2 separate regions of the Mus musculus genome follow, and region 2 is linked to region 1. Evidence: chromatin contacts called from ENCODE Hi-C or POLR2A ChIA-PET data. All regions are on one chromosome and are shown on one strand. Each heading gives the region's core, a stretch centred on a gene start or an enhancer-like site at or near the end of the contact. The rest is flanking DNA. Distances are from core to core; before and after follow the strand shown.

The links. A loop is a pair of places that touch in the nucleus more often than their neighbours do. ChIA-PET counts read pairs that join two places held with the same protein, here RNA polymerase II (POLR2A).
Region 2: a map of ES-E14 shows a loop between it and region 1 (9-fold over the local background). The contact joins the promoter of Elfn1 here to the promoter of Uncx in region 1. A Hi-C loop is called at or near these places in 3 of 37 maps with a recorded cell type or tissue (ES-E14 and mouse embryonic stem cell). POLR2A ChIA-PET finds 5 or more read pairs at or near these places in 1 of 5 experiments (embryonic stem cell).

What each region holds. Positions count from the first base shown.
Region 1 is chr5:139,542,502-139,545,699 of GRCm38, forward strand. Uncx (UNC homeobox) reads left to right here and starts at 1,397. Exons shown (of 3, transcript NM_013702.3): 1 at 1,397-1,778; 2 at 1,954-2,129. The coding sequence starts at 1,493.
Region 2 is chr5:139,906,205-139,909,798 of GRCm38, forward strand. Elfn1 (leucine rich repeat and fibronectin type III, extracellular 1) reads left to right here and starts at 1,662. Exons shown (of 2, transcript NM_001384186.1): 1 at 1,662-2,609.

The sequences.
Region 1 (3,198 bases), core at 147-2,646:
CTCACTGCGAACATAATTTAATTATAATAGATGGGTTAGTGCCTCCAACCCATTCTTCAGAGCTGACTCAGAGGGAGATTTATTTATTTATTTATTTATTTATTTATTTATTTGAAGGGATGCGTGGGCCATTGGTCACTATCCTGAAGTTACCATTGTCCTTCCTCCTTCCATGCTCCCTCCTCCTCTGGGCTGGCATCCAGGACCCATATGTGTGGGAGTTAAGTGGGGTTAGGGTGCCCCAGCTGCCACCACCCTGTCTATATTGATGGGGTAACTGCCAATCAAGGAGGAGGGCGTCGGGTTAGACTCCTTATAGGTGGGGGCCGCATTTGGCTGGATCACTGTTTGGAGGTTCTTCTCTCCCCCCCTTCCCCTCCTCTCCTCTCCCTTTCTCCCCTCCCCCTTTCATTCTGGTCTCTCCGTCCATCTAGTCCCACTTCCCTCCCTTTCTTCTCTTTTTCTGCCTTGTTCCCCTCCTTCCTCCCCTTCTCTCCACTCTCCGTTTTCATTCTCCCTTCTCTTTATCCTCCCCGCTTTCTCTTCTCCTCTTCTCGCTTCTCTCTGTCCTTCCATCGCTTCTGGTTCCACTCCTCTCTCCTTCCTTTCTCCCCCATTACTTCTTCTCCTTCCTCCTCCATTCTCCTCCCTTTCTTCTTCTCCCCTCCCCTCCATCCTTTCCTCCTCTCCATCCACTTCCTCTCCTTCCTCCCTTTCTCTTTCTGCACTCCTCCTCCCCCAAACCTTTCCTTTCTCCCCCTCCCTCCTGGGCTTGTTCTTCCTCCTCTTTCTTCCCCTTGGTCTTCCAGTTCGTCGGGACACTTCTCTCCCCTTCCTCTCCTCCTCTCTTCCTCCCCCTCCTCCTCCCTCCGCCGCTCGCGGCAGCCCGCAGCCCGGGAGAGGCCGCTGGTAGAGAAGCCCTTGTAGTTTTAAATTCAATGTGACAGTTTCGGAAAGAGCGGATGATGAATCTCCCATTATTGGATCAGTCTATTTGCCGCTCAATGTCTCTCTGTAATTGGAGCAACATCACTTTAAAGGTTCAGAGAGTACAGCATTTCTGGTGAAAAATCCCCACAACACGCCGGCGAATGTTTTAAAGGGAAATCTATTAGAAGGAGGCGAGGGGCGGGAGCGGCGGGGAGCAGGAGTGGGGGGCTCGCCGGGGGCCCCCGGCCGGCCGAGCGCGGCGGTGCCCCTCCCTCCCCACCCCGTCTTGTTGTGACAGCTCCTGATACTGTTTATGGAGGTGCGTGTCAGGTATAATTAGCAATCGATATGGAAAACGTTTCCTTGCACCCAGCACGCCTCTGACGTCAGAGCCGATTAGCGCTTCTTATTGGTCCCAAATTCCCCGGGCCGCGGCTAATTATCGAGAGCTTGATGTTGATAAAGTAAAGCGGCGGAGCGCGGGCCGAAGCATGTGTAGGGCTCCGGGCCCCTGTCCCCGCCGCCGTCCGCGCCCCCGCGCCCCGCCAGCCCCGCGCGCGAGATGATGGACGGTCGCCTCCTGGAGCACCCGCATGCCCAGTTCGGGGGCTCGCTGGGCGGCGTGGTGGGCTTCCCCTACCCGCTGGGCCACCACCACGTGTACGAGCTGGCCGGTCACCAGCTGCAGTCGGCCGCCGCCGCCGCTGCCGCGGCCTCGGTGCCCTTCTCCATCGACGGCCTGCTCAGCGGCTCGTGCGCTGCAGCCGCCGCCTCGGTGGTCAACCCCACGCCGCTGCTGCCGGCTGCCTGCGGGGTGGCCGGCGAAAGCCAGCCCTTCAAGCTTGCAGGTAGGCTGGAGGCGGGGACACGGGGAAACACAACGGGGGGCCTCGGGGTGGGGTGCACCAGGCCGTCGGAGAATAGCGACCCACTCCTCCGTGCACCCCGCACCCGAGGTGGGTGCAAGCGGGACAAGCATCTGCCAGGTGGCTGAGCCTTGCAGCGTCCTGTGCATGCCCGCAGACTCGGGGGATCCAGACAAGGAGAGCCCCGGCTGCAAACGGAGACGCACCCGCACCAACTTTACCGGCTGGCAGCTGGAGGAGCTGGAGAAGGCGTTCAATGAGAGCCACTACCCGGACGTGTTTATGCGCGAGGCGCTGGCGCTGCGCCTGGACCTGGTCGAGTCCCGAGTTCAGGTAAAGATTGGTGTCGCCCAAGGAGTCCGAGATCCCGCACTAGGCGTGCAGAGCGCGGTGAGGCAGGGCCACCTTTGTTCTAAGTGGCGGGGAGGTGGTTTCAGGCTCCGCGCTGCTGGCCATGGTGGGGATTATGAGGGTTGAACCCCTTCTCCCATCTGGAGGTGAGTAACTTGAGAGTGCCGAGGTGATTGGGGAGAGATCCTGGTGGCGCCCCAGTAGCCACTGCAGTGACTGCGTTCGATTCGGGGAAGCCGGGTGTAGGTTGGCTGCGGCCGCGGCGCACAGTCTGGAAAGGCTGCCGAGGCTCGAAAAGCCCTCCAGGAGGGGACAAAGTGGGCCCTGGCCTGGGCGCTCTTGACAGAGGCTTTCTCCCATCCTCGAAGCTGACAGATCTGTTGCTTTATTTCTGGCTTGTGAAATATTAAGATAGAAACATGCATTTATCCATCGTCTTACAAACAGCCGCTGGGGGGGTGCATTTGTGGGAGAGTAGGTGGAAACTTTCGCGGTTAACACATTGGAAAAGAGGGGGCTTAAAAAAAAGGGCATCTGAATTTAAGATTCTTCTCCATTAAATTCCTCCCTCCCCAACCTCTTCGTTATTCGATTTCATGAGGAGTCAGGAAGCAGTATTCATTAAAAAAAAAAAAAAAGCAGCGTTAATTTGGCGTAATAAAATTCCAGAATTAATGTCTGCATAATAGATGCTTTCCTAGAATACAGAAACCTTGGGGTCTGTGTTATTAGTGGGTGCCTGGGGTGGAGGCAGACGCTGGCAAAATACCAGTTTAGCGCCATAGCTTTGCCTGAAATATTTGGGTCCTGGGCTTTGGCCTGCTCTCATCTGTTTAAAAATCCCTCTCTCCAAATTGTTCTGTGGCTTAAGTGAAGTCCGAATCTTTTTTATATCCCCTCTAATATGATAGAAATTTCTGATGAGGAAGTAATCTGGAAATTGCACCCCTCCAAAAAAAAAAAAAGTTTTGAAAAAGAAAAGAGAAAGCTTCCCAGGGTGTTGGCTTAGTCTCAGAGACTTTTGCACAAACCAGGCTCCCTTGGAGCAGGT
Region 2 (3,594 bases), core at 412-2,911, 360 kb after region 1:
GCCTGAGCTACAGAGTAAGAAGACAAGAGGAGGAGGGAGAGGGGAGGCAGATGTAAAAGAGAAAAGGGGGAGGAGGTGGCAAAGAGGTAAAAGAGAGGGAGGGCTTTCTTCTCTTTGTTGGGACCCTGTCAGATAGACCCCAGGATAGACATCTTTGCCTTTCTGGAATGATGTTTGCAGTCGCACACCACTACAGAAACCCAGGTATGGACCGGGGGTTTGTGCAACCCTGGAGCAGGCTGGGGTGCCTTGGCGACTGAAGCCCTACTCTATAACTTCTTGGTAAGGTTCCTGGTTGTGGGGAGGGGGGAGGCGTGGGCGTCGGCAAAGATGTGTGTGAACTTCTGCCAGAACTTCATGTTCTTCATGAGGGTGGGCTAAGGGGTGAATTATGGGGTGTGCCCGTTAGGTGTGAACCTGCTCTGCAAACGTGTGGGTGCAACATACATAGTGTCCACCCTGGGTCATGTACACATGCCTGCTAGTGACATGGCTCAGGAGAATGGGAGAGGAAGGGAGGAATGGGGGCGGGGCGGGAGATGAGAGAACCAGGAGAAAGCTCTGGCCTCATCCCCGTGGCTCTGGCCAGGGGTTAGCTTGTGGCCTTCCCAGCTTGAGGGGTGCCTGGCTTGTTTTTTGTTTTTTGTTTTTTTGAAGGGCCCGGCAAAAGCTACCCTAAAAGCAGGCTTTGGAGCCTTCAGTCCCGGCTGGATTCTCTTGAGGTCTGAGCAAGGGTAGACCCACAGCTCTGTCCTTGACCACCATGCTCTGTGTCTAAGAATCCACCGGAAAGACGATAGAGCCTCCTCTACCCTCAGTCCCTAACTGGAATCTCACTCCTCAGGGTTCCAAAGGAAAAATGGGGCTGGGGAAAGCCTAGGATCGGCCAAGTGTGGGCTGCCTGCCGGTGCTGCAGGCTGGATCTAGTCGAGTCGCAGGACAGGCCACAGGACCCGAGCTCGGGAAGCTCCTGGTCCTCTGGCCGCGCTACTCCAAGGTTCAGGCTATTCCCATGCTGGTCCCTGGTGGTCTGGCAACCCAAGGGACAAGTCCCCGCCCCCAGCCTCTCCTCGCCCCTTACTATGTATACTTGGCTGCACTCTGCGGCTCCAGTCCCCTTCGTTGGCATTGTGTCCCGAAGCCTGGCTCTTGAGAGTGCTCCAGCTCGGAGGAGGCGTCCAAAAAGGGTTGCACCCACTCTGCCCAAAGGGGGGTCCTTCAGCTCCGCAAGCGCACGGAGGCTCGAAAGCTGTGCGCAAGGCCTTAGCCCGGCGAGGGCGCTCTTGAACTTGATTTTGATTTTCAACCCAAGGCCAAAGCTACCGCCTGGGGAAGGGGCGCGGTAGGGAATGGGATACCAGCGGGCTCAGTCAGTGTTCCTGGAACCATGGGGGTGGGGGGTGGGGGTGGGTGGGAGGGTGGACAGCCCCAGAGGGATGACTTGGATCCCCGGAAAGCACACATTAACTCCCCCCCCCCACACACACAGAGGCTAGTGGGAGGGGAATCCACTACTCGGAACCTTCCGGGAATGGGAAGGTGCCAGGCTGATCTCACGCCTCCCGGCCTCTCAGCCCAAGGGGGTGGTGACATACAATGCAGAGAGGAGGGACTGTGAAGGGGGTCGGTGACCTTAGGAGAGAGCAAGTCCCTGGTGGGAAGAGAGAATGTTGCATCTCGGAGGGCCTGACAACCTTGTACCATCTCTGATTCTCCCCTCCCCGCCGCCCGCCCCGTGAAACAATCGTCCCTGCGGGTGGAGCTGTGACACGCGCGCTTACATAGGGTCTGACTTCGGGGTCAACTTCTACATGGCTTCCTGCGGGTGCGTGTGTGTGCACAGGCGTGACTGTACGCGCGTGCACATCTCTGCCTCTCGTACCCACCTCCCATCGCCACGAAGGGTCCCAACCCCATGACACTCGGGGACTTGGGCTCCACGGCTCTTAGCTCAGTGGCCTGGGACGCGGGCAGGGGACGCAGGCAAAGCCAGGAAAAGGAGGCGAGGCTGTGTTGCGGCGTCCTGAGATGTCCCCCCGGCTCCAGCCAACTTCCCCTCAGGGAGCCTTGATCCCCTCCCGGGGCAACCTATGGACGTGCAGCGGCCCCCGCCCCTGCTCCGGTCCCCTCCCCGCGCGGCTCCCACGTCCGACCTGCCTCGCGCTCACAAAATGAACCACCGCCTCGCGTCGCCGCGGCCGCTGCCGCCGCGCCCGCTCCCGAGCTCGAGAGCCGGAGCCGCCCGGCCCCTTCGGCGTCGCCGGCGCCGCGGCCGCCCCGCCTGCCCGGCCGGTCCGGGGCTGCTCCGATCGCGCGGTCCCCGGCTCTTGACGCAGTGAGCGCCGCAGCCCGGCTCCCGCAGGCTCCTCTCCGCTCCCGGCGAGAGGCCGATCCTCAAGCCCGGCGGGCTCCGGGAGGGGCGGGCAACGCGGGAGGGGGAGGAGGTCTGTCTGGAGCCAGCAAGAACCCCGAGGAGGAAGAGGAGGAGGAAGCAGGGGCAGCCGCCGCCGCCGCCGCCACCGCCACCGCGGCGCTCCGGGGACTTCGGCGCGCGTGCTCTGCTAGCCGGTGATCGAGCCTTCAACCCTGGGGGCCACAACCCCGTTCAGGTAGGAAGGGGTGTGCAGCGAGTGGTGGTCCCCTCTGCCGCAGACGTGGGGTCCACAGGTCCCCGCCCCTGGAGGGGGAGGGGCAGGAAGGATACGCTCTCGCCGGCTTCCCGGGTGGCGCGGGAGTCCCCAACGGCTCCCGCAGCCCTGGTTGCCCCTATCGCCTCAGTCCCCCTCGCCGTGTCCTGGCCGTCCGCACCTGGACCGAGTCCCCTCTTCACCCGGGGGGTTTCAGATGCAGCGCGTTTAGTCTGAGGCTCCAGGGCGCCCTCCACTCAGCCGCCTTCCCAAAACCCGAAGTTCTCGATCGCCGATCTCTGGCTGGACAAACTTCCCTCCCGACTCCGCCGATCGGAGCGCCTGGGCTTGGGTCCCCTGCCCCCACCTCGGATTAGGAAGCACCACCGAGGACCCGAAACTTTGCTGAGCGTGCTGCCTAGGCCGTGGTGGGGTCGGTCTGCTGTAGGGTGCATGGGACGGCCTTAGTGCCCCAAGTTGGCCCAGAAGCTGCCCCCCCCCAGTCCGAATACCTCCACTCGTAGTTCAAAGAGGAGAAAAAGTGGGTGGTGGGACCTCGCCTTCGTTCTGCACACTGGTCTCCAGGCGCTGGAGCCGTGGGGAGGGTAATGTAAGACCCGCACCCCCACCCCAGCCGGGTGCCGGGGCTCTGTCCAGCTCCCTGGAAGGAACTGGCTTCTAGTTATTAACAGGCGCCTTTGACAAGAGCCTGTAGGGACTGGGAAAACCACTGGCTGCGAGGTGCTTCCAGACCCCAGCCAGAGACTGACCCTCCTCAGTTTTCATGGGTCCCATTCCGTCGCCTGCCCTCCCCTTTTCTTCTACTCATTCCCCTCAGACTTTGAGGTGTCACCTCCCACTCCCCTAACTTTTTCTCTTCCCAGATAAGCCTGCTCTGAACTGTGACTACCTGGGGTCATGAGCCCAGGTCGATGTCTCAACATCCAAACATCCTTTCTGCACCCCC